2 separate regions of the Homo sapiens genome follow, and region 1 is linked to region 2. The links are chromatin loops, found by intact Hi-C in ENCODE. Cell type or tissue: tibial artery. All regions are shown on one strand. Each heading gives the region's core, and the rest is flanking DNA. Links, peaks and the distances in the headings are about the cores only. Region 1 has its middle 15 kb from the start of PRLHR. Region 2 overlaps LINC03036 (long intergenic non-protein coding RNA 3036).

Region 1 (16,533 bases), core at 3,149-11,148, 200 kb before region 2:
CTCAGAATACCATTTATGCAAATCATTATTTCAATATTACAGTGACCATTCAACCTGCCACTAGATAGCGTATTTACTATAGTAATCAAGAAACACATATATTAAAATATTAAAAAGTCCACACTTGGGATATATATGTTTTAGTATAATTGATTTCCTTTGTAAACCTGTGCATAGTATTTTATGCATTTAAAGACATTATCTTGGAACTCCTGCTTCCAGGAAGAAAATAGATTTGCTTTTCCCTATTGCTTCTGCCAAGCATAAATAAAAATCCTGGATATTACACAAAAGAAAAGATAAGAAGACTCTGAAGGGTGGAAATGAGACAGACCAGACAAGGACCGCAGAATCCGGGGTACAACACAGTGGAGAGTTCCCTGGGTTGTCTTTTTGCCTCGTATATCCCAGACTTGGAGCTGAAAAGCCTGGCAGCACAAAAATACCATCAGGCATGAGCCCAAAAGCCACCCCAAAAGGCCTGCTGTCTCTAGTCAAGCCTAGAAAAAAAGCTTAGCAAGATAGATAACTCGGACGATGACTGCTCCACTCCAGCCACAGACCACAGGAACGAACACTGTGGCCAACACCCACGTGAGCAAAGCCAGGCGGAAGGCCCAGACTTCTACATTTCCAAGGCACCCCAACACTCCCACCGGGGTGGGATCCGAAGAGGCCAAGCAGGGAGCCAGGACTTCCATTCCAGCCAGACCTTAATGACTCCCATCTCCTTCTCCACATCCCCAACCTGCCAGTATCCATGGAGCTGGGACATCCACCCCACCCAGCAGTAATAAGGGATCCCTCCCCCTCCCTACTGGGGTGGTATCAGACGGGGCCTTTAGTAGGGTCAAGACTTTCACTATTGTACAGCAGTAATGAGAAATAAGTTCCCTCTAGAGTGTCAACAGAGGCCAAATGGAAAACCTGAACGTCTACCTCCCCTAGCAGTAATGAGGCAGTGCCTCCCCCTTCCCCATCAGGGTGAGGTCACAGCTTCCACCCACAAGTGGACCTCTACCACCCTCATTGCCGGGAAGGTGCTTTGCACTCAGAGCCTGGCTGGCCTCTACAAAGGCCTGGTGCTACTCTCCTTAGAGATATTCCCTTCTCCAGCATCTACTTCCCACCATTTGCCAACTTTAACCACCCAGGGTTCAATGAGCTTACTGGAAAGGCATCCTCTACTCATTCTTTCAGGTCAGGCTGTGCAGCAGGTTCCATAGTTTGCAGTCACGGTGACACTTCTGGACATTCTGAAAACTTGAGTCCAAACCCTCAAAGAAGGCCTGGGATGAGGACATTTGTGGCAGGGTCACCACTGTGCCAGCAAACTCTGGAGTCCTGGCCCAAATATTTTCACTGGAGACTTCTACCAAACACTTAAAGAAGAATTAATAGAAATTCTACACAATCTCATTCAGACAATAATAAGAAGAACACTTTCCAATTAATTTCATGAGGCTAGTATTACTCTGAGACCAAAATCAGACAAGGATACTACAAATCTTTTTAAGAACAGACCAGCATCCTTCACTAACATAGATGCAAAAATTCTTAGTGAAATATTAGCAGATATAACTCAGCAATATATAAAAAATAATACGCCATGACCGCCATGAAGACTTTATGTCTTCATAAAGAGAGCAGGCTGCCAGGCCCCATCACAGCACCTCTCTGGGAATGCTCAGGACATCTATTTCATTGGTATTGGAGAGTATATCTTAAGGTGTTTTGAGTAGATAGAGCTGGAGTTTGAGTCCTTGTACTCATGGCTCTCTCTCTCTCTCCAGCCCATTTTACTCAGCCTGGATGGGGCAAGAACAGGATAGGCCACCTGTAGCATGTCTTCTTCTCCAACTTGTAGTGCTACCTCTACTCAGAAGTAACAACCCTATTCTAATAAGCATGTTGAGCATGGCCTTATTCTCCCTTCATACCTGCATTTATTTCCTTTGTGGGTACAGCTACCAGGGGCTTTCAGAAACCCCCAACCACCACTAGATAGTGTATTTACTGTAGTAATAAAGAAACACATATATTAAAATATTAAAAAGTCCACACTTGGGATATATTAACTGTTTTAGTATAATTGATTTCCTTTGTAAACCTGTGCATGTATTTTATGCATTTAAAGACATTATCTTTTGATAATAAAACTGCCATGAAGACTTCATGTCTTTATGAAGGGAGCAGGCTGCCAGGCCCCATCACAGCACCTCTCTGGGATTGCTATTACTATTATTATTATTATATTACTATTACTATTATTATAAACTATTCAACAACAAAAATAGTACTTGCTTTTGTTGTATTAATTGCAGGACCTTAACAGATAGTCAAGATAGAAGGGCTGTTTCTGTATTTTAATATTTCTATTTCACACTCAAACTCAGCACAGTTGAGTCCGTTTGAGGATTTAATTTCGTTAATCTTGAATTAGACAACTTATGATGAATCCTCATGCTGACTTTGGGGAAAAGGAGGATCAGAAGTTCAAGGGGACCATGACAGCCCCTAGTCAGCACCTAGTTTGAAGCCAAGCACAGCCTTTCAAACCCTGGAAGGCAGATGAATGAGGCCAGCTCTGACTGAGCAGCCTGGGCAAAGTCAGAGCAGCCACCCTTCTCAATCCCTCCTCCTAGAGCACAGGCCCTCACAGACCCCTCCCTATCAATGTTCAAGGAACACTATTTGAAATAAACATGAATGGTTAAAGAAAATGTACATGGAGCTTAACGAAAATGAAATGCATCAAAATTTGTGGGACACAGCTAGAGCAATGCTGGGAGGCAAATTTATAGCAGTAAATACATACATTAGAAAAGAGAAAAAATATCCAATCAACCGTTTACTCTCCCACCTCAAAGATCAAGAAAAAGAAGAGCAAAATAAACCCACCACTAACAGAAGAAAGACAACAATAAAGATAAGAGCAGAAATCAATAAAAGTGAAAACAGAAAAACAACTTTAAAACCCCTAAAACACAGAACTGGTTCTTCGAAAAGATCAATAAACTGTATGAACATCTAGCAAGACTGAAAACAAAAAGAAGATACAAATTACACATATCAGGAATGAAACAGGGTGTATCACAACAAACCCTGTAGACATCAAAAGAATACTAAGGAAATACTATGAACAACTCTACACACATAAATTTAACAAATTGGATGAAAGGAACCACTTCCATGAAAAATACAAACTACCACAACTAGTCCCTTATGAAATAAATAATTTAAAAAGCCCTAAAACTATTAAGGAAATTGAATTTGTAATTTTTAAAAACTTCTCCAAAAAGAAAATCTCCTGGCCCAAATATTTTCACTGGAGACTTCTACCAAACACTTAAAGAAGAATTAATACAAATTCTACACAATCTCATTCAGAAAACAAGAGGAAGAACGCTTTCCAATAAATTCATGAGGCCAGTATTACTCTGAGACAAAAATCAGACAAGGATACTACAAATCTTTTTAAGAACAGACCAGCATCCTTCACTAACATAGATGCAAAAATTCTTAGTGCAATATTAGCAGATATAACTCAGCAATATATAAAAAATAATACGCCATGACCAAGTGGGGCTTATTCCAGATATGCGAGGCTGGGTCAGTATTTGAAAATTAATCAATGTACTCTACCTTGTTAACAAGCTAGAGAATAAAAATTTTATAATCATGTCATCTGATGCATAAAAGGCATTTGACAAAATTCAACACCCATTTTTACGACAATAACCCTCAGAAAAATGGGAATAGAGGGATACTTCCCCAACTTGATAAAAAGCATCTACAGAAAAGCTACAGCTGACATTAGGGACAAGGCAAGGATATTTACTCCTGCCACTTTTATTTAACATAGCAGTGGAAGCACTAGCCAGTGCAGTAAGGAAATAAAGGTAATACAAAGCAAAGAGATCACAAAGGAAGGAAGAATTAAAACTGTCCCTGTTTGCAGATGACATGATTGTCTATGTAGAATATCCCAGGAATACATACAAACACACACACACACTCCCTCCTAGAATTAAGTGACTTCAGCAAGGTAACAGGTAAAAGACAAACAAAAATCACAATCAATTGTACATATATATACATATATATATGCAATGAAAACTTGAATATGAAATTTAAAATTAAACACTATGTACCATTGCTCAAAAAATGGAATACTCAGGTATAAATCTAGCAAAACCTTTACAGGACTTGTGGGCTGAAAATTACTGATGAAAGAAATCAAAAAATATCAAAATAGAGAGACATACCATGTCCATGGTTTGAAAGACTCAGCATCATGAAGATGTCAATCGTCCACTTCCTCTATGCATATTAACTGTGTAGAAAAATGGGTAAAATATGTTACTTAGAACAAATTTGAATATATTTGCTTTGTCTTCTAGGGAGGTAGGGAGATAGAGGCAAGACAAATATTCCGTTCTGCTTGCTCCTTTCGTTTACAGTGAAATGGAGAATGGTGCCGAGGGAAAGGAACTCCTGAAATTTCAATGCTTCTCCCAGTTTTCCTGTGACACTAGAGGAGGGACCTGAAGATAAGTAGAGTCCCTTTGCTTAGTAGAGCACACAAAGTGTGCTGAGCACTGTGATGTGTCACCCAGATCTGCCTTCAGGGAAAGGGATGTATTCCCCATCTGCTGGGAGTGCTGGCAAAAGACAACTCTCAGCTGTCAGCCCTCTTCAAGGATTGCTTCAACTGGAAAGAAAATTGCCTCCCCCAAGGTCATGTCTCTTTTAGGGACAGCCTGCATCCAGTAAATAAATTGGTGCTGGGAAATAAAGGCCCAGCTCCTTGCTCCAAATCAGAACAACTCTGAAGAATCATCCCAGCTTCAGAGCAACCAGTAGGATCAGCTAAGGCCTCCACTGACACTTAAAAGAAATCAACTTCTCCTTGTACCTTCCTGATCTTTCCCTTCCCTTCCACAGATACTGATTCCTAGAGCATTTCCTAATAAATGCCTCATGTGCTAATCTCTAATCTGCTTCCTGAGTAACCCAACCTGCAATCACTGGTGCCAAGAATGGTCCAAGAAAGCACACATTGGTACGGAATCATGCAACTAGCATGTGGACCCCATCACTTATGGTGAAGCTCAGCTCCTGGTGATGCTGACAGGGTGTTGGCTATCGCTAAACTTGATCGTCACTTTGAAACCCCATCTCTACTAGAAATACAAAAATTAGACTGGCATGGTGACAGGCGCCTGTACTCCCAACTACTTGGGAGGCTGAGGCAGGAGAATTGCTTGAACACAGGAGGCAAAGGTTGCAATAAGCCGAGATCGCGCCATTGTGCTCCAGCCTGGGCGACAAGAGCGACACTCTGCCTCAAAAAAATAATAATAACAAACAGCTGAGGGTGATTAACTGGCCACTTAAAGCTACATGTAAAAGCCAGAGAGTTTTCCAGGGAGTATATAAGAAGGTGCTGATCTGCTGCCAAAGGGCAGAGAAAGCTGAGGACCAAAGCTAGACTAATTGAAAAGGTAACCAAGCTCTTAACCTAACCTTGTTACAGTCAAGGCCCCACTGGGAAAGAATTGGATTCTGACACGTGGGACAGGGATATCTGGGCTAACACACCAAAATTTTGATCCAGAGATTGAGAATAGTCATGTCAATAAAAAGTTATTGTCCTGTGTCCAGTTTTTGTACCCACACCAATTTTTAGACCCAGAATCCATTGACTAAAGCAGAGATAGGTCTTAGGAGGAAGGATTCAGCAACACCAGAGCAAGTGTACATGGTAATGATTCTCGCAGTCTTTGCCTAAGAGGTCCTACAGCCATCTACTTAGGCAACTGTACACTGAGGGAAAAGGAATACCCAAACAGTTCAAGGACTGTCAGCACGGGATATCCATTGGCATTGACACCTAGAGACCCAAAGCTCCATCATGCCCCCCCCATTATAGTTGGGGGTATATGGAGGCCAGGTAATATATGAGCTCTCAGCCAGATTTGACTCACAGTAGGCTTACTGGGTCTATGGATTCACCTGGTGTTCATTTTTGTGGTTCCCAAAAACTCACTTGATAGTATAACATCTACATTAGTTTCATGGTCTCTGGGATGAGAGCTATCAGAATGGGGAAGGCCTTCAGAAAAACTCTAAAACAGCCTCTCCCAGCCAAAACAGTAAATCAACAGCAATGCTGTGTCCCAGAGGGAATGACACAAATTAGTGCCACCCTTATAGACCTAAAGATGGAGAGGTTGTGATTATTCATTAACTGCATTTTATTCACAAGGCTGAACCTTGTAAAAACTAGACAGATGCTAGAAGATGGCATTGGAGTGCTGTAAACTCAATCAAGCAGTTGCAGCTGCTGTGCTGAATATGGTATCTTTGCTATAAAATATTAACTTGGCCTCTGATATGTGATATATAGCCTTTTATCAGGCAAATGCATTCTTTTTCATCCCTATCAGAATAAAAGTATCAAACCCAGTTTGTGTTCAAGATACATTTGTAGCTTTGCTCCTGATCTATGTTAACTCTTCTGCTCTCTAGCATAATAGTCCAAAGAGATCAACCTGGTTTTGTTCCCGTGGCCACACAGAACAGGGAACCTGACTGCAGTCCCACCTATCTGGAACTATGGAGAAAGAGCTAATTCCATCAAAGAAAGTGGAAGTTCCAACAGGAAGAGGCAATGGAGGCTGGGCAGCCCCAAGCACAAATGTCCCTAGAATCATCTGATTACAGGGAGAAGAGTGTCTTGCCTCTTTCAGTTGCTTCACTCACACATCCATTCACATACTCACCTACTCATTTATATTTTTTCATACTAAGCTATCTTATCTGGGAGGTATAAGAGACGAAACATGGTCTCTGTCTCTGGGTACTTACCATTGTCCTGGGGTCAGAAAACAGGCATGAAAACCATGATTAAACCACAGAGGATGGAGTACAGGTCAAAGACTGGAGCAGCTGTTATCCAGTTACCAATAGAAGTCAATATCCTTGGAGATTTAAATAAAGTGGGCCAGGGGAACAAAGTCAAGTCCATCATGTATTCCCTCCCTTAAGCTTGATCTGAGGGAGACAGAGAGTGGAAGAAGGTGGCATTCATTCATCCCCACTGTGCTCCCCACTAGACCAGTCCGGCTTCTTATTGAATAAGCTTATGAAGCTTCTTGCTGTCATTCTTGGGCAAGATAAGCTCATCTCTTGGCACCTAAATTTATTTGATATCAAATGCATACACTAATACGTATCTCTTAAAAGTTACTGTAAAGATATATATGTTTAAAAAATGGTAAACACCCAACAAGAATTCTTGCATCATGGGAACTCGACCTAAGTGAGTCCCCGCAATACCCTCTCCTTTCTCTATTTGTCCCAGAATCCAACAGTGCAGCCCCATGCTTCGTGATAGAAAAGTGAGGTATAAATTGACATCTTTGCTTTAAATAAGCTTTACTGGGAACTGAATCCACTGACCTGCTGTCATTGTAAAGGCTGAGTGTGTTCAATAAATTGTTTTAAAAGAAAATCCATCAATCGATGGCTATCTGCTATTCAATTATCTGCCAGTTCTATTTTCCTCAGCTACTTTATTTTTTTTTTTTTTTAATAGAGATGAGGCCTTGCTATGTTGCCTAGGCTGGTCTCTAACTCCTGGACTCAAGCATTCCTCCCACCTCAACCTCCCAAAGTGCTGGGATTACAGATGTGAGCCACTGCACCCGGCCCAGCTACTTTATTCTTAACAGTGTCTGAAATAAGCCTGATCATGCATAAACTCACAGTGATATTCTTGCAGAGCTTAACAAACGACTTGCATTTTTCCATGTCTTCCTTATATTTTTATATATTGTTTAGTTTAAAAATAAGATGAATGATTTATAAAGTCAGAAAAATAATGATACTAAGAATTGAAACAAAATCACTGATGTATGCTCCTGCTGTGTCACTAACGCAGGCTGTGCACCCTGGGATAAGCCCCATACCCTCTCTGGGCCTCAGTCATCTCATCTATTGAATGAGGGGATTGAACCAGATGTTCCCTCATGGTCCTTCTGAGGACCTTGGCCTCTACATGTATGTCAGAGTCTCTCCCCGCCCAGAATAGGATATTTTACAGCACGACTAGCCAGCAGGAAACTCTCAATCTTCTCCAAGTCCCAGCAGGCACAGCAGCAAGCAGAATTCTGTAAAGTGGGCAGTGCCTGGCGTGTCCCAGAATAACAGTCAACAATCAAATGCAGAAATCAGCCTTATTGCTGTGAAGTACAAGGCTGTGTCTGCTCCTCTTGGGTTCTGTTCCATCAGCTACGAGCATCCAGGAGTTAGCCTGTTCACCGTGAGTCAGGTTTGCAGTCAAAAAACAACACAATGAACTATGCTCTCTGAGCAGGTGCGCTGACCACAGGGAAGGGATGCTGAGAGTTAAATAAACCCAAAACCAAATCACCCCTAATGAACAGATTCATTAAGACACACATCCTAACTACCTTGACAATAAGCATGAGAAATTGGTGCATAAATACAGTCTTACCGTGATTTTTCTTTTCTTAGTCCAGGCAGGCTGATTTCTATTCAGGCTGTAGCTGCAGCCCCTGAGTATTATTACCTGCTGATTATCATAATAGGCACCTGAGCAAGAATGGCTTGATAAATTGCTCATGCACTGGTGTATTTAGCAGGGCATTCATTCAAGCAGCCAGAGCATTCTTCATCCTTCCATTGGAGTGGAAAATAACCAGTAGCAAAGGCAGAAGAAAGACATGGGTAATAAATTTTAGGAGGGAGGGAGGGTAAGGAGAGAAGGGAGGGAAAGGAGGAGAGGAAAGGAGGCGAGGGACGTCCATCTAATGATAGAATATCAGACCTCACTTGGTCAGCATCCACAGAGGGCATGGGTTGGCTTGGGAGACCCACTGTGGGCTTAGCTTTGTGTCAAGGCCAGCCTTTGCACAACATGTGCCAGGAGACCAGCTGTCTGGACGTCAAAGGATACTGGCAAACACAAAGCAATGGGGACAGAGAGAGAGAGCGCAGTTCAGGAAAACCCAACACACGTGAGGAAACAGTACGCTTCTCGGGAGGCAGCACGGGGTAGTGGGGAAGGAATCTGGGCTTTGGAGAAGCCTTCCTGAGCTTGATTCCCAACTTTGCTGCTGACTTACAAGCTGTATGGTCTTGGCCAAGCTACTCAATCTCTCTGTTACATAGTTTCCTGACCTACAGTATACGTAGATTGGCAATGGCCACAAATATCTTGTAGCTCTTTTCTTTGAGAGGTGGAGCCTATTTCCCCAACCCTTGAATCTGGACTGCCTTGTGGCTGATTTTGCCCAATAGAATAAAGCAGGGGTATTGTATGAGTCCCAAGTCTAGGCTCTGATAAATTTAGAAGCTTCCACTCCTTCTGTTGGAATTCTGCCACCATGTGAACAGCCCAGGCTGGCCTACAAGGATGAGAGGCTATGCGAGGAAGGGATGAGTGGTTCCAGCTGAGGGTCCCTAATACAGTAGCCTGCCAACCACTAGACTTGTGAAGGCACTGTAGGTTGACTTGTGAGGTCAACCAGTCCCCAACAACTCACCAGGAGACGGAAAGCCAGAGGATCAGAAGGACTGCCCAGCTGACCTACAGAACTGTGAGTAATAACTTTTTTAATTGATTTAAGCTGAACAGTAAACACACCTGATAGCAGTAGTGTAAGCATGCCCTTAGAATGACCCTATGGCAGATGCACCTGAGTGTGTGTTTTGAGTTAGGGAGTCCAGGCATGCCCAACCCAGAGATTCATTCCTTATCTATGAGAAGCATCTGAGACCCCGGTCAGTCCCGTTAAATACAGGCTCTACAGAGGATTTGAGGCCCTGAGTTTTGGGTTAAACGAAGATTACCAGGTGGAGGTTGTTAAAGGGAGGCTGTTAAGTCAAAATGCTAGAGAAACTGCAGGCTGTTAGCAAGTGGTGGTGGTTATCTTGCCCAGCCCACTACCACAGGGCTCTGCAGTTATGTTGTCCAGCCCGCCACCACTAGGCCGTTTCTGTATGTAAGGCAGTTATCCTGCCCAGCCCACCACCACTGGACTCTCTCCCCTGTATGTAAGCCCCTAATAAAACCCCATGTCTCATTTGCTGGCTCTGGGTCTCTTCTTCAGTCTCTTGAACCTGGTGCCTTCCTTATTGAAGTGGGTAGGGGTTTGACACAATGTGAGCCACTATGTTTTGGGGTGGTTTGTTACGCAGCCAAAGCTAACAGATACGTGAGATATCCATAATTCCAACCTCATAGAGTTTCTATCTATAAAATACTTCACTGCATAGTATGCAGTAAATTTTCAATCAGATGTCTGATCAGGGGCTCAGATGCCCCTAGTAGCTAAGGAATGAATCTCCGGGTTGGCCACACCCGGGCTCCCTAACTCAGAACACACATTCAGGTGCGTCTGCCATGTGGTCATTCTAAGGGTGTGCTTAAGCTACTGCTATCAGGTGTGTTTCAATAGTTATTATTACTATTATTGTTTGTCATTATTATTAATATGTCCATTGTGTGAGGTAGGACAATGTAACAGAAAGGGGTTTAGGGACCAGACAGGTCTGGATTCGAATCTCAGTGCCACTGCACTGTAGATAAATGACTTCTCTGAGTTTCAGTCTGTTTATCTGTAAAACTGGGATACCAGTATCAATTCCGCAGGGCTGTTGTTGGTGTTGAAGATGTGTGAGCATGGCTTGGAGTAGGAATCTCAGAAAGAAACATGGGCCCACCGCTTGTGCTACCTTTGCATAGCAAGGACAGCAGGACCCTGAGCACCCACTGTGTGCATCATCCTGAGCCCACCAGGCTGCCCCCAGTTTCTGGAGAGAGCATAGAGCCCTGAGGCACCTACAGGGCTCACTTCACCCTCAGAGAGTTCTCATCTCTTGCTTGAAGTTGGACAAGAAAATGCTCCAAAGAAGATTGCACCTTACACATTTGAGGCACCTGAGAAACACCCGCCCCATGACCTAGGCCAATTTGCTACTAGAATTCTGGTTCAATAACACACGGATGTGTCTCCTAGCAAGATTGATTTTTTTGTTTTGTTTTGTTTTGTTTTGTTTTGTTTTGTTTTGTTTTGTTTTGTGACAGGGTCTCAATTTGTCACCCAGGCTGGAGTTCAGTGGCATGATCATGGCTCACTGCATCCTCTGCCTCCCAGGTTCAAGCGATCCACCTGCCTCAGCCTCCCGAGTAGCTGGGATTACAGGCATGCACCATCATGTCGGGCTAATTTTTGTATTTTTAGTAGAGATGGGGTTTCACCATGTTGGCCAGGATGGTCTCGAACTCCTGACCTCAAGTAATCCACCGGACTTGGCCTCCCAAATTGCTGGGATTACAGACATGAGCCACCACGCCCGGCCAAGCTTGTTATTTTTAACATGTTCACTACATCAACATTTTTTTAATTGATTACCAAACATGACATTTTGAAAATATACAGTTTCACATCAAGAGTTTCTTATCTAGTAGGTCTCGGGTAGGTACTAGGAACCTGTGTTTTTGAAAAGCTCTGCAAATGATTCCAATGCACAGCCAGGTTTGGGAACCTTTCAATTTATTAAAATCAGATAATGGTACCTGCATTCTGAAGCAAGTCATTTAACTCATTTGTTTTTGCTATGTGAAGTTTCATAATCTCAGACCTCATAGTTGTGTGATTAAGGGAGCCTCTAAATGAGAAAAACAAGAAGGGAAATCTAGTACATTCCTGAACAAGTCATTCCTTTATGGGTACTTTCAAAGACAATACTGGGAACGTAATAGAAATTCCCCTGGCAAAAGCCTATGCCCAGTCCATGGATGGAGGCACTAACCTTGCAGTCATAGCCCTCTTGGGTGCAGCCTGGCTCACTGCAGGGAAGTGCGCTGGACCCTGGGGATACATGGGTGAAGAAAGCAGATATGGCCTGTACCCACACGAAGCTCACATCTCATAGAGGACAGACCAATGTGTCATGACGAATCATGATGAGCGTCATGAAGAGAAAAAGCAAGGAGATAAAGTTAAGAATAAGAGGCCAGAGCACTTTAAATGAGGCAGTCAGAGAGGGCATCTCTGAGGAGGTGACATTTAAGCTGAGACCTGAAGGGAAAGATCTCTTCCTCCAGGAGGAGAGCAAGGTAGAAGGCGCTGCAGTAGGAAATGGGGTGTTATTCTAAACAGCATTCCAGAAGCATCAGGCCAACTTTAGGACTGATTGAGCTACCCACAGTTCCTAAAAGAGGAGGCCATGTGTCACCTCAGGGTTATCTCTTAGGGAACAGCCATGCCCTCCTATGGTCTTCTTCTGTGGGGGACTTTGCCACAGAATCCTGGGCCTAGTGAGATTCAATGTGACTATGCCTCAGAACAATGGAGGTTGACTTTGGCAACTTCTCAGAAAACTCGAGGTTGTGAACTCTGAGCTACAAAGAGTATACAGCAGGCACACACTAGCCCCTGGCCCTCAGGGAAGGTTGACCAAAGGTGCTGTAACAAATGCCAACATCTGTGCAGGGACCCACGTGTTGAGCAGAGCAGGAAACCCACACTTCAAAATTGCCTTAAAATGACCAGGGTTCTGCGTTTGGGAGTTTGGCAACAGAGCAGGTAGCCAACCCTCCCTCTTATCACAATCTGGAAGCATAAAAGCAGGAATAGCATCATAACATAAAAAAGGGGAAAAAAACTCAGCAGTGAGCACAGTTATGCTTTAGCATCAAGCATCTTTATGTTATTTTTCATCCATTTTCATCACCGTTGAGTCTCCATGGTTTATGATTACCTTACGACATTTTTAAAAAGAAATTAACTTCAACTTTCTAGCAGCTATCTGCTAAGATACAGCTGATGACTCATAAAATGTGAATCACAACACTGGCAGGCCTGGCTGGAAGCCATTAGTGTGCAGTGGTTACTCAGGCCCATATTCCCCGAGTTACAATTTGCCACTTTTCAGAACCCAACACATGTTTGTTCCCTCTCATTTGGGAAGAATATGGAACAAGGGCTCTTGAATATGGAACAAGGCCTGAAGAAGATGCTGCCCTGGACTTGTGGTAGTCCTGTGGGCCAGATAACCCAATGGCCAGTATGAACCTCCCATTTTAGAGGCGTAAAAGGGTTTCTTTCCCTCCCTTTCAGTTAGGAGTATGTCACCCAGTTCTGGCAAGTGATACATAACGAGAGCAACTGAGAAGGCCTCTGCCTTCCTGCACTGAAGGAGAGTTGCTGGTGTTTCCCTTTCCCCTTCCTTCTTGCCTCGGATGTGGATGAGTATCCGGAGTTTTAGCAGCCATTTTGAAGACCTGAGGTAACAGCATCAGGATAAAGGTGAAGCAGTTAACGATGAATGGAGGCAAAAGACAGAAAAAGATTTTAAGTCTTCAATGACACCATTGAGCTACTGGGCCGACCTGACACCCACCCACCTCCAGACTTCTTTGTAAATCAGATGATAAAGAACCTTAGGACTTCTGCCTTGTGGTTAGTTTGGTATTCTGTTACTTCCTACAGAAAGCATTCCTGATTGACGTGGGAATTGAGCATCTGTGGCCTAGATCCCATATGCTACCTTTTCTTCCTGGGGCAAACGTGAAATGTTGAACGAGGTAAGACATTCAGATATGATGCTAATTACTCTCTAAGGCCCTTTTCCACCTATCTCTTCTTCATCCTCACTTAAACTGGCCCACTTCCAGTCCTGATTCTCTCTCTCCTGGACCATGCAATAATTCCTTAATGTATTTCCCCACTTCCTGCCTTCCCATTCCACACTTTCCCTTTTGCCAGCATTAGGTCCCAGAGTACCTTCCTAAACAAGTCATTCTTTTATCTCCCACTCACCCTAAACCTTCACTGGCTCCCCACTGCCTCCCAAGAAGAGCTAGACTCCTTAGGTTGAAACTCAGGGTAGGACTTTATAGTGGTTAGGAAGGCAGACTTTGGACCAAATCCCAGCTCCACCACCTCCCATACATCATTCCTTGGCAAATTGCTTGACTTTTCTAAATATCTGTTTTCCTATCTGTAAAATAAAAATAACAATGAGAATGTCTACTTCCTAATGTGCTGAGAAATAAGTGATGCAATGTAAGGTACAGCACTGTGCCTTACACACAGTAAGAATTCAGCCAACCTAACTGGTATTACTAATCTTCCTGAATCTAGTTTCAGCCAGCTTTTCACCACTCTGTCTCGTAAGCACAGCCTGCACTCTTTCAAATAGGCATCACCCTTTCCTTCCTTTGCTAATCACCTTACCCTGCCCATAGCATGCTCTCCTGCCACTACTCTCTTCATTACATAAAATCCCAGGCATTGGCTGGGGGTGGTGGCTCACGCCTGTAATCCCAGCACTTTGGGGGGCCAAGGTGGATGGATCATTTGAGGTCAGGAGTTCGAGACCAGCCTGGCCAACATAGTGAAACCCTGTCTCTACTAAAAATACAAAAATTAGCCAGGCATGGTGATGGACAACTGTAATCCCAGCTACTTGGGAGGCTGAGGCAGGACAATCACTTGAACCCAGGAGGCAGAGGTTGCAGTGAGCCAAGATCGTGCCATTGCACTCCAGTCTGGGAGACAGAGCAAGATTCTGTCTCATAAAAAAAAAATAAAAGAAAATCCCAGGCATCCTTCAAAGTCTAGCTCAAATATCACCTCCTGCATGAAGGCTTTTCTGACTGCCAGGGTCATACATGAACAGCCCCACCATTGAATTCACATGGCATTTGTTTATGGTTTATGTATCACTTTTCTGACACTTAGTACAGAAGTCAACTGGCCACATTTCTCCACCCCAGGCTGACCTCATCCTTCCATCCTAGGCTGTCCCAATCTCTCCACCCCAGACTGGCCCCATCCCTCCACCACAGGCTGGCCTCATCCCTCCACCCCAGGTTGGCCCCATACCTCCATCCTATTCTGGCCCATCCCTTCACCCCAGGCTGGCCCCATCCCTCCACTCCAGGCTGGCTCCATCCCTCCATCCTAGCCTGGCTCCATCCTTCCACCCCAGGCTGACCCCTTCCCTCCACCCCAGGCTGGCCCCATCCCTCCACCCCAGGCTGGCCCCATCCCTCCACCCCAGGCTGGCCCCATCCCTCCACCCCAGGCTGGCCCATCCTTCCACTCCAGGCTGGCTCAACCCTCTATCCTAGGCTGGCCCCATCCCTCTATCTAAGGCTACTGCTCCTCTGGAGAAAGTCTCCTTTAAATGACTCCACCCTTGGGAGTTTCAGCAACTCCTCCCTGCCCTCTGGTCTCTGGATTGAGAGATGACAGCTCCTCTGCTTGTAGTAGCTACTGGTTCCTGCACCATACTTCATATTTCCCTACCCTTCACCTTCACCTTTGTTGACAAAACCTCAACAGTATTAAGGGCCCTGCTGAAATGCTTGCCTGTGGGCAAATAAGGTGAAGGATTTGACTCTTCATGGACCTGTGCCCATGTGGATTCATGGCTAGAAGAGGGACCCTACCATGCTCCTGACTCCTGGGAAAATCCTACCCTGGGTTGGCAGAGTCTCATAGACACCAGTTGCTGTCTGCCAGAGAACAGCTGGTGGGCCTGCCCCAGCCCTGGTGGGGTGCTGTGCAGGATCTGGAAGCAGCTAAGGGGAAGGAGTCCCACCCCCTCACCCAGATGGTTTTGGTCTCTGGGAGGGCTTCAAGGAGGACCTCGCCCTCCAGGGACAGAGGGACAGCTTTTCAGTGGCTGTGATTAGACTTCGACTCCTCTGCATTTCCTGCAGGGCTTAGGGCACCTTCTAAGTTCAGATTTATCTCTTCTAACCCACACCACTCACTGGCTGAAAAATGATTGAACAGTGGTCCACCCAGGCATGGATTCCTCTTCAGCCAGAATGAGTATGACCCAACATAGAAGTCTTCTTTGATATAATTTTAAGAGGAGGGATGTGGAAGTCAGTTACACAACAATGATGTAGTTTAATCGCATTTTGGTAAAATACAAACTGTGAATATGTTTGTGAATGCTCCTGGAAGGGCCTAGGAAGGAAAAGCACAAACTGTTAACTCGCCCAGGGAAGACAGGTGGGAAATATTCACTTACTACTTAAAGAAAAAATATGTTGATTTTGTAATTAAAAAAAAAATCTACAGCTGTCTTTGCTATTCAGCAGGCCTAGCTTTAGATCAACGAATTGCCTGGGGCAATGGACCAACAGGTGGGTTTGGCTTTTCTTCTGGGCTGCTGTGGTTTCACCAGCTGACCCCTCCTCTTCCAAAAACGTAAAGTGTGAATTCACCACGTTGCAGGAACCTCGGCTTTCAGTGCGTGTGGACTTAGCTGGGGGCTGAGGGGCTGCACACCCTGGAAAAACAAAGGCAACTGCTGCTCCAGAAGCCCCACTGGGAGAGCCCTGTGGGGCGACTACATCTTGACCTGCAAATTTCCTTCCCTCTTTGCCCCTAGTCCCGACCATTTCCACTAGCAAGGAGTTTGAAGGATGTAGACTCCTTGAGTCCCCATCACGCGAAATAGGTGGTTTGTACT
Region 2 (16,533 bases), core at 3,672-11,671:
CCACCACGCCCAACTAATTTTTGGAATTTTTAGTAGAGACAGGGTTTCATCATGTTGGCCAGGCTGGTCTCAAACTCCTGACCTCAGGTGACCTGCCTGCCTCGGCCTCCCAAAGTTTAGGGATTACAGGCATGAGCCACCGCGCCGGGCCATCATGCTGTTTCTACTCTGCCTCTGTATGCTGGGTGTGGAGGTGGGGGCGGTGGGGAGTCATTTGGATAACTTGTGCTTTTAGTTTACGTGTCACCAAAGCAAGAGAAGTCGCATCCAAACTCAACAGAGGACTGCATATCCTCAGCTTTGAGCTGGATATGACCTAAGAGGTCTTTGAGATATTTCCTTTGGGGAGAAGGTTTGTATTCTGGGGACAGTGCGAGGCAGATATGTGCACACAGGTATTTAGCTGGTCACCAAAGATACATGACCCCCTTCTGGATTATGGGGTTATCATTAGGAAGCACCAGCTGTCCAGCCAGGGATAACATTGTCCAGCCCCCTTGCTACCTTTTTAAAAATTCAGATTGGCCGGGTGCAGTGTCTCATGGCTGTAATCCCAGCACTTTGGGATGCCAAGGCAGGTGGATCACCTGAGGTCAGGAGTTCGAGACCATCCCGGCCAACATGGCAGAACCCCGTCTCTACTAAAAATACAAAAAATTGCCAGGCGTGGTGGCTCACGCCTGTAATCCTAGCACTTTGGGAGGTTGAGGAGGGCAAATCACCTGAGGTCGGGAGTGCGAGACCAGCCTGACCAACATGGAGAAACCCCATCTCTACTAAAAATGCAAAATTAGCCAAGCATGGTGGCACATGCCTGTATTCCCAGCTACTCAGGAGGCTGAGGCAGGAGAATCGCCTGAACCTGGGAGGCGGAGGTTGTGGCAAGCCAAGATTCCACCATTGCACTCCAGCCTGGGCAACAAGAGTGAAACTCTGCCTCAAAAGAAAAAAAAAACACAGAAAATTAGCCAGGCGTGGTGGCGGGCACCTGTAATCCCAGCCACTTGGGAGGCTGAGGCAGGAGAATCGCCTGAACCTGGGAGGTGGAGGTTGCAGTGAGCCAAGATCGTGCCATTGCACTCCAGCCTGGACGACAAGAGCGAAACTCCATCTCAAAAAGAAACAAACAAAAAAAAGGCTGGGTGTGGATGGCTCACGTCTGTAATCCCAGCACTTTGGGAGGCCGAGGCAGGGGAATCATGAGGTCAAGAGATCAAGACCATCCTGGCCAACATGGTGAAACCCCATCTCTAAAAATGCAAAAATTAGCTGGGCGTGGTGGCACACGCTTGTAGTCCCAGCTACTCAGGAGGCTGAGGCAGGAGAATCACTTGAACCTGGGAGGCAGAGGTTGCAGTGAGCCGAGATCACGCCACTGCTCTCCAGCCTGGCAACACAGTGAGACTCCGTCTCAAAAAATAAAAAAATAAAAAAAATTGAGATGAAATTCACATAACATGAAATTAGCCACTTGAAAGTGGGCCATCCAGTGGCAGTTAGTATAATCACAGCGTTGTGCAGCCACTCCGTATATCAACTTCCAAAACACTTTCGTCACTCCAAGATTTGAAAAGCCTGTACCTATTAAGTAATCACTTCCTACTCCTCCCTCCCCGCAGCCCCTAACAACCACCAAACTGCTTTGTCTGTATGGATTGACCTATTCTGGATATTTCTTATAAAAGGAATCATTCAATATGTGGCCTTTTGTGCCTGATTTCTTTCATTTAACATACTTTCCAGGTTTATCCACGTTGTAGCATATATCAGCACTTCATTCCTTTTTATGGCTAAATAATATTCCATTGCATGACTAGACCACAATTTGTCTATCCAGTCATCCACTGACTGATACTTGAGCTCTTTTCATCTTTGAGCTGTTGTGAATAATGTTACACACATTTGTGTACAAGTACTTGTTTGAACACCTGTCTTCAATTCTTTGAGAATGGAAACCTAGAAATAGAATTGTTGGGTCAAGATGGTAATTCTGTTGAACTTTTTGAGGAATAGCCATACTATTTTCCACAGCATCAGCTTCCTTGGATTTTGGTGGGATCACGTGACTGAAAACCTGTTACTGCCGATTGCAAGTGAGCGGAGGGGATCTTTGTCACATTGGGGCACAATGCTTCCCACAGGCCTGGCCTAGGCATAGTTGACTGCAGAGGACTCCAGGGTTATACAGGAGGGAGGAGCCACAAGAAGGAAGGATGTACTTCCTGGATGAAGGCTGCCTGAACACAAATAGCCACATTTATGGTACAAACAAGAAATAAACATGTGTTAAGCCACTGAGGTTTTCAGGCTTTCTCAGCCACTGCACCTCATGTTATCTTAACTAATGCATCACTCAAGTGCCATCACTCAATTCCCAGCTTCCTGGTGGAGTTCCACATATGTGGTCCATTCCTGCATCTCAACTTGCCTGTATCAGAAACGATATTTGTCATTTCTATTTTTTTCCCCCATTATTTCTATTCTAGGCAGGGATATGTTGGTTGCAAGGATCAGAAACTATTCAAACTAACTGAAGCAGAAGGCAGGGTTTATTATAAGACTACCGAGATCTCATGAATGCTGGAGGTAGAAAAACAAAATACCTCCAAGCCTCCTGCAAACGATCAGAGGCATAGCAAAGGGAAGTGAAGGGCAGAGAAGATGCATGTCCCTGAGTGCCAGTCAATGGGGATGCCACAAAGATAGAGGAGCGAACTTTCACCATTTTGGTTTTTGCATTGAGTTCCTATCTTTAGCTATGTTGAATATGAAACCTCTGGTTTGTTAGGTGTTTCGTATTAGCTTCCAGGAAAATTCTGGTCCCCGGACTCCATTTATCTCTCCACCCTAGGACAAGGATCCTTATCTCTTACCATAGAGAGCCAAAGCAAGTACTACTGTTACAGAAACATCAGGGGCTCGGTCTAGGTCCTGCTGCTTGCCACACAGAAAGCCAATCATTGAGATGACAGAAGAAGGCTTTAATCGGGTGCTGCAGCCAAGGAGATAGGAGGAGCTCAGGCTCAAATCCATCTCCCAGACCAACCAAAACTAGTGGTTTATACAGCAAGGAATAAATGTAACAATGTGTAAGAAAACAGGAACTAGGTGGGGAAGGAAGCAATCATGATGAACGAAGGGCCTGGAGTCTTTTTGTCTGGATGGGGTGATCTGGTGAGTTTCAGTTCTTTGATACTTTTTTTTTTTGAGACAGAGTCTCACTCTGTTGCCCAGGCTGGAGTGCAGTGGCACAATCTCGGCTCACTGCAACCTCCGCCTTCTGGGTTTAAGCTATTCTTCTGCCTCAGTCTCCTGAGTAGTTTGGATTACAGGCGCCCGCCACCACACCTGGCTAATTTTTTTGTATTTTTAGTAGAGACGGGGTTTCACCATGTTGGCCAGGCTGGTCTTGAATTCCTGACCTCAAGTGATCCACCTGCCTCGGCCTCCCAAAGTGCCGGGATTATAGGCGTGAGCCACCGCGCCTGGCCTGATACTTTTTTTGAGAGGCCTGAAGGTCATTTCCTGAGGAAGGAACTCAGATAAAACAAATGTAAGTTTCAAGCTTTAAGACCAGAAGGGTCCATTTCTATGTGTGTATATATATATATTTATTTTTTTTAAATGATCTATGGGACATTGGGTCGGTTTCACTATCTCCACCTCCCCATCCAGGGCCCACGTGGTCTCTGGTCTCTGCTTCTCTCCTGCAACTGTTCCACACTCCGGATCTAGACCATTATCTTCTGCCTGCTTCTCCTTTCCTGCACTCTACTCCCCACCGGAGATGGCCCAGCCCTTACATCTGAACATCCAGACCTCACTGGCTTCTTTCTGTCCTCTGAAATCTTAAGTTGTGCATGCTCCACTCCTATTTGTCACCTGGAATTTATTGCCTTGTATGGCTGGTTCCTTCCTTAGTGCATGTCTCTCATCTCAGGGCACAGGGCAGGGCCACAGTTTGATGCCCAGGTCAGAACCTGGTTCTACCATATGTCACCTTGTGATCTCAAACAAGTTATTTAATATCTCTGAGCCTTGGTTTCCTCATCTATAAAATGCATAGAATAATCAATGTACTAATTGTGTTTTTAAAAAATAAAAATAAAATGGGTAGAATAATGGTACTCACTGTTCTCACAAGGATTTTTTTTTTTTTAAAGATAATGCAGGTAAAGTGCTTAATAGAGTACCTGATACACAGTAAGAGCTCCCAGTACCAATGGTTCCAACTCTCTCCTCAGTCTAGCAGGGGCTTAGTGAGTAGCAGATGTGATGATTGAGTCAGTCAGTGGTTCTTAGACTTCCAGATGATCAGACTCAGATGAGGAGTTTGGGGAAAGATTCCTGCCTCTTCCCCCTATGCAACTGGGTCAGAATCCCAGAGTTGGGTTTGGGAATCTGAGATTCTAATTATCAGCCAGCTTTGACACCTGCAACTGGGTCAGAATCCCAGGGTTGGGTTTGGGAATCTGAGATTCTTATTACCAGCCAGCTTTGACACACTCAGGGAGACTCTACCAGGCTGGGTGGGCCACCTCCAGTGGGAAATAGGGAGAAAATGCCGACATCCACCTCAGTTGGGTCTTTCCGCAAGCAGTCACAGGAATTCCCCCTCACTCAAGTCCTTGTTCAGTATCGCTTCCTGGGAAGGTGGCTGTCTCCCTCCAAGCCCTTCCTAGTCCCTCATTGCACTTTTCACTCCCTGATCCTGGAGTGTGTGTTTATTTTTCATCATCTGTCTCTCCCACTGTTCGATGAGGGCAGAGACTTGTGCCCCTGGCAGTGTCTAACACATAGTATGTGGCAAGTACATTTGGCAAATAAAAGAATGAACCAGTCTCTGTTAACCCTTGCTTTCCCATCACTTCACAAGATCTTGGGCAGATTTCAGAGCTTTCGGATCCCTTTCCTTATTGACGCTCAGCCCCGTCTGGTTTAGAACTCTAATCTCTTATCTGACTCCAAGATGACCCCCTCCCCACCACAGTTGGGCTTGCAGCTACAGGGTTTTGCACAAGGTCAAGCAATCTGCCTTCCCGTCTTCCTCCTCTCTGACCTAGGGGTGGAGGGAAGTTTGGTCTGTCTCTGGGACAACCCTCCCCTTCTCTTCTCCAGCTTCTTAGCAGTAGGAGCTGGGAGCTGGAAATTCAGGATAAAGGACAGCAGTCTCCTAGTGTAGCTGTCACATTGCAGTCTTCTCAGGGTTGGTGGGTGCTGCTTGCAGGTCTAACCCTTACTGGGGGCAGCTTCCAGAGGCTGGTGCCTTGCGGGATGCAGACATGAGTTCACCTAGATCCAAGGCAGGCCTTCCATTGCCTGATTCCCTAACATGAGCAACCTGGCTCCACTCCACCACACACCTGAGCTGTCTTCACTGGCAGTTACACCCACAACCTCTTGCTGCTGGGGGGTCCTTTTGCCTGGAGGCAGCCACCTTCCACCACGTACCTTGGACGCCTGGGAAACTCACACATATGGATGTTCAGGGCCACACATGGGTGGACAGGTGCCTGTCCCAGCCTGCTCTCTGCCCTCTTCTCCCCTGCTCAATGAGGCCCATCCAGAGATCGGTGCATCCAGAGATCAGCACGTCCAGGGCCTGGGCATTATCTGACCGGGATGGAGTACCAGGCTCTGCTTCCGCAGGGTACACCTGAGCCCTATAGGGATTCTTTTGCAATCTTCCCCCTTCATTGGGCTTAGAGGCATAATGAGGGGAACAGCCCCTCCTCCCACATATACACCCTGGGGAGAAAAGGAAATTGCCCCTCTCCCACAAGGCCCAGTACAGTGACTTCCTCTCTTCATCAGTCTTGTGGACCCAGAACCACAGGGCAAGTCCCAGTGTACAGGCAGTCCAACAACCAAGCACTTCTTTATCTTCTGATCAAAGCTTCCAGCTTAGAGACTCCGCCAAGTACAACGAGCCCATGGGCCTTGTGAAAGCCAGGCTCCTAATACAGCGATAGAAACATAATTATTGTTTCCTCCTCCCTCCATTCCTTCCTCCTCCCTCCATTCCTTCTTTTTTCAATTCTCCTAGTGGCTAAAGGACTATAAACTGAATTGTTGCATATGACTTCCAGGAAGTGGTTCTGAAAGAAGAAGGCAGGAATTTCGCCTTCTTCCTTATGGCTACAAGGTAGACATGATGGCAGGAGCTGCAGCAACTATCTTGGGCTATAAAGTAGAGACTCTAATATGGGTGCCAGAGCAGTGTAGTAGAAGGAGTTTCTGACAATCATAGAACTGCTTTTCCAACCCTAGGCTGCCTGCCTCTGGTTCATTTACACGAGAAAGAACCATACTTTATCTTGTAATACCACTCTTTTCAAGCTTTCTGCCTCTCACAGCCAAACCTCATCTGCTAGCCTTGCTCTTGAACTTGAGGCCTGCTCCTTTTTGGAAAAATTATTTTCTTGAAATAATCAGAACTGAAAGATAAATGGAAAGGAAATGACTTTTGCATTATAATTTAATATTTTTTAAATGTGCTTGTGCATGACTTAAATTATCTCTCCTACCACAGGTGGTACCTACCTCATGCTTTAGAAAAACCTCACAGGTTTCAAAGTCAGTTGAACCCAAGTTAGAATTTAGTTTCTAAGATTTACTGCTGTGTAACCATGAGTAAGTTACCCAACATTCCTAAACTTTAGTTTTGCTTTATTAAATAAAAATTAAAATATCTTTCTTCAAGAATTTATCAAACAAGTCCAGGCATGGTGGCTCAAGCCTATAATCCCAGCACTTTGGGAGACCGAGGCAGGCAGATCACTTGAGGTCAGGAGTTCGAGTCCAGCCTGGCCAACATGGTGAAACCCTATCTCTACTAAAAATACAAAAATTAGCGGGGCTTGGTGGCACGCGCCTGTAATCCCAGCTACTCTGGGAGCTGAGGCGGGAGAATCACTTGAAACTGGGAGGTGGAGTTTGCAGTGAGCCGAGATTGTACCACTGCACTCAAGCCTGGGTGACAAAATGAGACTCCATCTCAAAAAACACCAAACAAATTTTTATTATACATCTGCTATTTGCATGATATTATGCTGAAGATATGGAGAAAAAGACAGGTAAGACTTTGACCTTCATGGAGCTTGAAGCCCAATGGGGAAGAGATGAGAAAGAAAGCAAATAAATACACGAAATCATCACAACAAATAGTATACTGTAATGGAGAATAACAGCATGGGAACACTTGGAACTGGGAGCTCATTCCCTTCAAGGACTGAAAGAATAACCTTATGTAAAGCTCTGAGCACACTAGCCAGTTACATGACAGTCCTCTTCTAGAAGCTGCCAGACCTGCTCCCTTCAGACTGGGGCCTGCCGTAAACAAAGCCCAAGTGGCCCAGCATGCACCCTGTGCGTAGACCCTACGCAGCCAATCCAATCTGTGCTGCTTCTGTCCATCTGAAGATGGATGCAGGTCAGGATGGACAGACAGAAGGCCGTACACAGAATGCCACCAGGGAAAGCTATTGGCTGCAGAAGCCCTGCCTAGCACAGACTCTCTACTGAGCTGGCTTTGTTCCTTTGCATAATGGGCACCACCTGGGTCCCAGGGAATGCAACTGGCATCAATTAGTTCTCATAGAGCCCAAGCTGGAGCACAGCCTGGCTCTCCTCCTAGGTACTGGCTCTGGAAGCAGCCAGCTCCTGGTCTGCGTCTTTTACTCCTAATGACCTCCATTGGTGACCTCTTCCCAATCAAGCAGGGCCCACTAGGCACACAGCTGCCACCATGATGAGAAACCTGGTTCTCAGAGCTAAATGATCAGACCCCAGCCACCACTGTATGCCTGGAGGGGCCCGATGAACTAAGGACAACTTAAGCAACAGAGGGACTCTGAAAATTCTGTTTCTGGCTTTTATTCTCAGAATTTCATTCCATATAGAGGGACAGGCAGTCTAGAATTGGTGGTATTGCACAGCACCTAAGTGGCTACTATGCAGGCAGACAGGCAGGATGGGAGAGACCCAGTCCCTATCCAGCTGTTTCCAGTGGTCTAATCTCGGGCAAGGGACTTAACTTCCCTAAGCTTTGGTTGCCCCATCTTAAAATGGGCATGAAAATCATAGTACCTACCTCATGTTTTGGGCAAAGGATTAAGTGCAAGAATCCATGTAAACATATTTAGGAACTGTTCAGTGTGTGTTTGCTATGATTTATCTTCTTCATTTACTCAATAAATGTTTTTGAGCATCTAATATGTGCTAGGCCCTATTCTAGGCTCTGGAAATGTCACACATCTGATGAACATCCATTTGTTAGGCTACAAGGCATTTAAACCGGGCAAGAGTTTGTGATGTACCTGCCCCACTGTATGACTTGGCTTTTTCTCCATAACCACCCAGAAACTCAGTGGCTTCAAGCAACAGATGTTTCTGCTTTCTCATGACTCTATGGGTGATCCGAGCAATTCTTGTGTTCTGGACCAGGTTAGCCAGAGGTGGGTGGTCCAGGATGATACATGGGTCCTGGGCCTCAGTTGGGATGTTTGCAGCCACCTTCCCCATGGTTTCTTAACCTACAAGTGAGAGGTGACAGCATGCTGGCAGTCCTCAGAGCCCTCGCTTGCTCTCGGCACCTCCCCTGCCTGGGCTCCCACTTTGGTGGCATTTGAGGAGCCCTTCAGCGCCCCCTCTGCACTGTGGAAGCCCCTTTCTGGGCTGGCCAAGGCTGGAGCCCACTCCCTCAGCTTGCAGGGAGGTGTGGAGGGAGAGGCACGAGCGGGAACCGGGGCTGCGTGCAGCGCTTGCGGGCCAGCTGGAGTTCCAGGTGGGCGTGGGCTTGGTGGGCCCCGCACTCGGAGCAGCCAGCCAGCCCTGCTGGCCCCGGGCAATGGGGGACTTAGCACCCGGGCCAGTGGCTGCGGAGGGTCTACTGAGTCCCCCAGCAGTGCCGGCCCACCGGCGCTGCGCTCGATTTCTCGCTGGGCCTTAGCTGCCTTCCCGCGGGGCAGGGCTCGGGACATGCAGCCCGCCATGCCTGAGCCTCCCACCCACTCCATGGGCTCCTGTGCGGCCTGAGCCTCCCCGACGAGCACCACCCCCTACTCCACGACGTCCAGTCCCATCGACCACCCAAGGGCTGAGGAATGCGAGCGCAGGGCACAGGACTGGCAGGCAGCTCCACCTGCAGCCCCGGTGCGGGATGCACTAGGTGAAGCCAGCTGGACTCCTGAGTCTGGTGGGGACGTGGAGAGTCTTTATATCTAGTTCAGGGATTGTAAATACACCAATCATCACCCTGTGTTTAGCTCAAGGTTTGTGAGGGCACCAATCGACACTCCGTATCTAGCTGCTCTGGTGGGGCCTTGGAGAACCTTTATGTCTAGGTCAGGGATTGTAAATACACCAATCAGCACCCTGTGTTTAGCTCAAGGTCTGTGAATGCACCAATCGACACTCAGTATCTAGCTGCTCTGGTGGGGCCCTGGAGAACCTGTGTGTCGAAACTCTGTATCTAACTAATCTGATGGGGACGTGGAGAACCTTTGTATCTACCTCAGGGATTGTAAACGCACCAATCAGCGCCCTGACAAAACAGGCCACTCGGCTCTACCAATCAGCAGGATGTGGGTGGGGCCAGATAAGAGAATAAAAGCAGGCTGCCCGAGCTAGCATTGGCAACGGGCTTGGGTCCCCTTGTGCACTGTGGAAGGTTTGTTCTTTTGTTGTTTGCAATAAATCTTGCTACTGCTCACTCTTTGGGTCCACGCTGCTTTTCTGAGCTGTAACACTCACCGCGAAGATTTGCAGTTTCACTCCTGAGCCCAGCGAGACCACGAGCCCCCCGGAAGGAACGAACTACAGACGCGTTGCCTTAAGAGCTATAATACTCACCGTGAAGGTCTGCAGCTTCACTCCTGAGCCAGCGAGACCACAAACCCACCAGAAGGAAGAAACTCCGAACACATCTGAATATCAGAAGGGAGAGACTCCACACGCGCCACCTTAAGAGCTGTAACACTCACCGTGAGGGTCCGCGGCTTCATTCTTGAAGTCAGTGAGACCAAGAACCCGCCAATTCTGGACACACAAGGAGGGTACAATGGTCTTGTTCAGTAGGTGCCAGAAGGTCCCACGGTAAGAAAGAAGGCAAACACCAACTCACAAGCACTTTCCTCTGCTTGTGACACATTAGCTATTTTTACATTGTCCAAAGCAAGTCACAAGGCCAGAGTCCGTGGGAGGGGACCACCCAAGGGCATGGAACGAGGGAACCAGGAACAAGTGGGAGCTGTTACTGCCACAACCAACTACACTGACCCATTTCTCAGTGGTCTCCGAATGTTTTTGATCATATATCCCTGTATTAGTCTGTTCAGGCTGCCATCACAAAATAACACAGACAGAATAGCTTAAACAACAGAAGTTTATTTTTTCATAGTTATGGAAACCCAAGATCAGGGTGCTGGTATGGTTGGGTTGTGGTGGGGTCTCTCTTCCTGGTCTGCAGATGGCTGCCTTCTTGCTATGTTCTTACATGGTCCTTCCTGGATGTATGCACAGGGAGAGAGAGCACAATATCTCTCTCATCCCTCTCTTACAAGGTCACCAATTCAATTGATTAGGACCCCACCCTTATGACCTTATTTAACCTTAATTACCTCCTAAAAGCCCCATGTCCAAATACAGTCACACTGGGGATTAGGGCTTCAACATATGTATTTGTTGGAACACAGTTCAGTCCATAGAAATCTCTATTTTTTAAGACATTTGCAGCTCCAATACATGCATATTTATGTATACATTATATATACATTACATTAAAAATTTTTTAAAGATGAGTTAAAGATGTAATATTTTAGTGTTAATTTTGATGGCATTTTTTTATTAATAAATAATATTGCAAGGCACAATACACACTAAGGGTGAGCTCATGAATGACAGTGGACATAAATCCATCTTTCAAGGGACCCTCTTGATCATTTTAGTTTGGGGGGCAAAGAGGCTGACTTCTTGGCAGATTTCATTTTACCTCATAATGTGCTGATATAGAGCTGATACTAGCCACATAAGCTCTGCCAATTTCTTATGGTTTTCTGGGACTTATACTATTAGTATTATCTTTAATCTTCAATCTATAATAATCTATTAAAACATTTTCATTTTGTAAAGATCAATTTTGGTAAAACTAGATCATGGGCTGGGTCCAGTGCCTCACATCTATAAATCCTAGCAATTTGGGAGGCTGAAGCAGGTGGATCTTTTGAGGCCAGGAATTTGAGACCAGCCTAGGCAACACAAAAAGACCTCATCTCTACAGGAAAAAAACAAAAAACAAAAAAAAAAAACCTGGGTGTGGTGGCATGCACCTATAGTCACAGCGACTCAGGAGGCTGAGACAGGAGGATTGCTTGAGCCCAGGAGTTCGAGGCTGCAGTGAGCTAAGATCGCACCACTGCACTCCAGTGTGGGGGACAGGGCCAGATCCTGTCTCTTTAAAAACAAAAACAAAAAATGGCCTAGGTTGTGTAGTTTATAAATCCATCTACCCACTTGCGAATAGACCAAACTATCTCAGATTCCCCTGAGTGTTGATGTGCAGGTGGTGAGGTTACCAGCACCGGCCCCCACATCACAGAGCATTCAAGGCTGCACCTGTGCCATGGGTGGCAAAGGAGCCTCTGAGGAAAGCTATGACTGTCAAGCTGAGTCCGTTTTGTGCTTTGTGGGTTTTTAAAATTTTTGTTTAATACTTTTTGGTGTTCTACACATTCAGAGAAACTTTTCTAGTAACAAATGATAGAAATGATCCTTGAAAGTATCATCTTCTGAACATTAAAAGATTAGGAAAGTATAATTGCTTTGTTATTTTTTTAGCCCCAAAGTTCCAATATTTTTTCACACAACCCAGCACCTTGTGCTGAGCGCCCCACTTGGAAACCACTGATTTGCTTTATCAAAAAAAAAGTGGTTTTGTACATGATATTAAAGTGTAAAACAATGCCTTATGCCCAATGTTAGTAGCAACTGAATAGTTTATATAAAAGTATCTGGTAAGTAGGGCTTGGTCTTATATAAAATTGGAAATCTGGCTGGGCGCGGTGGCTCATGCCTGTAATCCCAACACTTTGGGAGGTTGAGGCAGGCGGGTCACTTGTGGCCAGGAGTTCAAGACCAGCCTGGCCAACATGGTGAAACCCCGTCTCTACTAAAAATACAAAATTAGCCGGGCATGGTAGTGTATGCCTGTAGTCCCAGCTACTCAGGAGGCTGAGGCATGAGAATCACTTGAACCCGAATTGCTTGAACCCAGGGGGCAGAGGGTGCAGAGAGCTGAGATCAGGCCACTACACTCCAGCCTGCAACAGATCAAGAATCTGTCTCAAAAAAAAAAAAAAAATCAGAAATCTATGGGATTGCGAGTGATTTACTCAAAAGAAACCAAAAAAGGCTTTATATTCACATGAGTCTGTGGCCCCTGGGGAGGATATCCTCAGCTCCCTCTCCACTTCCCTGACCATGGACTGGGCTTTAGGACTCTAGTCCTATGTCCCATTAGTTTTCTACAACTGTCATAACAAATTACTACAAATTCAGCCACTTAAAACAATAGAAATTTGTTCTCTTACAGTTCTGGAGGCCAGAAGTCGAAATCCAGGTGTCGGCAGTGTCAGCAGGGCCACGCTCCCTCTGAAGGCCCTAGGAGAGGCTCCTTTCTTGCCTCTTCCAGCTTCTAGTGCCATCAGCATTCCTTGGCTTGGACGGCTTTGCTCTGTCTTCACTTTGCCTTTTCATCCATGTTTCTGTCTTTTCCTCTGTGTGTCCTTTATCAGGACATGTGTCATTGGATTTCAGGCTCACTTGGATAATCAGGATGACCACTTCATCTCAAAATCTTTAATTACATCTGCAAAGACCCCGTTTCCAAATAAGGTCACGTTCGCAGGTTTTTAGGGTCATCATTCAGCCCACTGCACACGTTCTCCCTGCAATGTCAATGGATGAATTGGGGTCCAGAATGAGAGTTGGGGCACCGTGTGGACCAGCCTCTGTCTTTCCCTCCTTCCTGACTCTGCAGGGCTCCTCTGAACACCATGCTTTATCATGGAAGCCTTCCTCCTTGTATTTTACAGTCAACTCACATCTTCCATGAGGAGGAAATGCCTGAGACTTAGAAAAGGGGTCCTATGGTTCCTTCTCCCTGTCTTCCCACAATCATTCCATGCATTTCCTCTCCTCTATGATGCTTCAAAGCACTCTCTGGGCAACCACCAGCCTAGTTTCTGATCTCCAAAAAAGGAGCCACCCTTTTGGTGGGTTTATCATGTCAGCCCAACAGCAGTAAACCTGGCCAGCCCCATGGCAGAGTTCTTGCAAACAGGGAAGGGAAAAGTGGACCCAAGAGACTTTCTCTGGGCCTAGGAATCAGACTATTTTCAAGTCTAATCAGGGGCCGGGTGTGGTGGCTCATGCCTGTAATCCAAGCACTTTGAGAGGCCAAGGTGGGAGGATTGCTTGAGTCTAATAGTTCAAGACCAGCCTGGACAACATGGCAAAACTCCATGTCTACAAAATATACAAAAATTAGCTAGGGATTGTGGTGTGCACCTGCAGTCCCAACTACTTGGTAGGCTGAGGCAGGAGGATTGCTTGAGGAGGCAGAGATTACAGTGAGCCAAGATCACACCACTGCACTCCAGTCTGGGCAACAGAGTGAGACCCAGTCTCAAAAAATAAGAATAATTAAAAATAATAATAATAGGCAGTGCTCCTAGAATCTGAGGATACCCTGGCAGTTGGCAGGGCAGTGGTGCTGGCTTGGGGTGAGAAAACATCAGACAAGAAGACAGAAAAATAGCTGGGTGTGGTGGTAGGGCTAATGTGCCCCAGCCTTGAGGTCACACTTCAAGGAACTAGAGAAACAAGAACAAACCAAACCCAAACCCAGCAGAAGAAAAAAAAATAATCAAGATCAGAGCAGAACTAAATAAAATGGAAACAATCAAACTAACAAAACCTATACAAAAGATAAATGAAACAAAAAGCTGGTTCTTTGAAAAGATAAACAAAATTGATAGATCATTAGCGAGATTCACCAAGAAAAGACAAGAGAAGATCCAAATAAGCTCAATTAAAAATGAAATGGGAGATACTACAACTGATACCACTGGAATACAAAAGGCTACTGTGGACACCTTTATGCACACAAACTAGAAAATCTAGAGATGGATAAATTCCTGGAAATATACAACCCTCCCAGATTAAATCAGTAAGAAATAGAAACTCTAAACAGACCAATAACAAGATTAAGACAGTAAAAAAAAAAAAAAAATTGCCAACAAAATAAAGCCCAGGACCAGACGGATTCACAGGCATTCAAAGAAGAATTGGTACCAATCTTATTGAAACTCTTCCAAAAGACAAAGAGGGAATCCTCCCTAAATCATTCTATGGAGCAAGTATCATCCTAATTCTAAAACCGGAAAAAGACATAACAAAAAAAGAAAACTATAGACCAGCATCCCTGATGAACATAGATGCAAAAATCTTCAACAAAATACTAGCTAACTGAATCCAACAGCATATCAAAAAGATAACACACCCATAATCAAGTGGGTTTCATAGCAGGGATGCAGGGATAGTTTAACATATGCAAGTCAATAAATGTGATACTTCACATAAACAGAATTAAAAACAAAAATTATGTGATTATCTCAATAGATGCAGAAAAGGCATTTGGCAAAATCTAGCTTCCCTTCATGATTAAAACTCTCAGCAAAATTGGCATAGAAGGGATATGCCTCAAGGTAATAAAAGCCATCTATGACAAACCCTCAGCCAACATTATACTGAATGGGGAAAAGTTGAAAGCATTGCCCCTGAAAACCGGAACAAGACAAGAATGCCCACTTTCACCACCTCTATTCAACATAGACTGGAAGTCCTAGCCAGAGCAATCAGACAAGAGAAAGAAATAAAGGGCATCCAAATCGGTAAAGAGGAAGTCAAACCATCGCTGTTTGCCGATGATATGATCATATACCTATAAAACCCTAAAGACTCATCCAAAAAACTCCTAGATCTGATAAATGAATTCAGTAAAGTTTCAAAATCAATTCAGGAAGCAAAATCAATGTACACAAATCAGTAGCATTGCTATACACCAACAGCGACCAAGCTGAGAAATAAATCAAAGACTCAATCCATTTCACAACAGCTGCAAAAAATAAAATAAAATAAAATACTTAGAAATATACTCAACCAAGGAGGTGAAAGACTTCTACAAGGAAAGCTACAAAACACTGCTGAAAGAAATCATAGACAACACAAACAAATGGAAACACATCCCATGCTCATGGATGGGTAGAATCAATATTGTGAAAATGACCATAGTGCCAAAAGCAATCTACAAATTCAGTGCAACTCCCATCAAAATACCACCATAATTCTTCAAACAACTAGAAAAAACAATCCTAAAATTCATATGGAACCAGAAAAGAGCCCACATAGCCAAAGCAAGACACAGCAAAAAGAACAAATCTGGAGGCATCACATTACCTGACTTCAAGCTATCCTATAAGGCCATAGTCACCAAAACAGCATGGTACTGGCATAAAAATAGGCATGTAGACCAATGGAACAGAATAGAGAACCCAGAAATAAAGCCAAATACTTACAGCCAACTGATCTTCAACCAAGCAAACAAAAACATAAAGTGGGGAAAGGACACCCTATTCAACAAATGGTGCTGGGATAATTGGCAAGTCCCATGTAGGAGAATGAAACTGGATCCTCATCTCTCACCTTATACAAAAATCAACTCAAGATGAATCAAAGACCTAAATCTAAAACATGAAATCATAAACATTCTAGAAGATAACTTTGGTAAAACTCTTCCAGACGTTGGCTTAGGCAAAGAGTTCATGACCAAGAACCCGAAAGCAAATGCAACAAAACGAAATAAATAGATGGGGCCTAATTAAGCTAAAAAGCTTCTGCAGAGCAAACCAAATAACCAGAAGAGCAAACAGAAAACCCACAGAATGGGAGGAAATATCCGCAAACTATGCATCTGACGAAGGACTAATATCCAGAATCTACAAGGAACTGAAACAAATCAGCAAGAAAAAACAACGTCATCAAAAAGTGGGCAAAGGACATGGATAGACAGTTCTTCAAAAGAAGATATACAAACGGCGAACAAACATGAAAAAATGTTAAACATCACTAAGTATCAGGGAAATGCAAATTTAAAAACACAATGAGAAACCACCTTACTCTGCAAGAATGGTCATAAATAAAAAATCAAAAAATAATAGATGTTGGCATGGATTTGGTGACAAAAGAACACTTTTACACTGCTGGTGGGAAGGTAAACTTGTACAACCAATATGGAAAACAGAATGGAGATTCCTTAAAGAACTGAAAGTAGATCTACCATTTGATCCAATAATCCCACTACTGGGTATCTACCCAGAGGAAAATAAGTCATTATATGAAAAAGACATTTGCACACACGTTTATAGCAGCACAATTCGCAATTGCAAAAATATGGAACCAGCCTAAATGCCCAGT

The links. Hi-C counts contacts between places; a loop is a spot of excess contacts. Peaks named below come from ENCODE experiments on the same cell type or tissue, not always from the same donor. Only the 100,000 strongest peaks of a DNase experiment are listed, where the experiment ranks them.
Region 1: a loop joins it to region 2, with 13 times the contacts of the local background. A loop is called at or near these places in 4 of 110 quality-filtered maps.

What each region holds. Positions count from the first base shown.
Region 1 is chr10:118,571,884-118,588,416 of GRCh38, forward strand. It overlaps the pseudogene SLC25A18P1. Among named protein-coding and RNA genes, the nearest start is that of PRLHR, 15 kb to the right of the region's middle. RefSeq lists an enhancer at 12,701-13,900. In tibial artery, for the core only: no CTCF peak of the experiment used is centred there; a DNase peak (open chromatin) is centred at 6,688; H3K27me3 peaks cover 1,017 bases.
Region 2 is chr10:118,774,178-118,790,710 of GRCh38, forward strand. LINC03036 (long intergenic non-protein coding RNA 3036) reads right to left here. Exons shown (of 4, transcript NR_186540.1): 4 at 10,367-12,865. Among named protein-coding and RNA genes, the nearest start is that of CACUL1, 27 kb to the left of the region's middle. In tibial artery, for the core only: no CTCF peak of the experiment used is centred there; no DNase peak of the experiment used is centred there; H3K27me3 peaks cover 312 bases.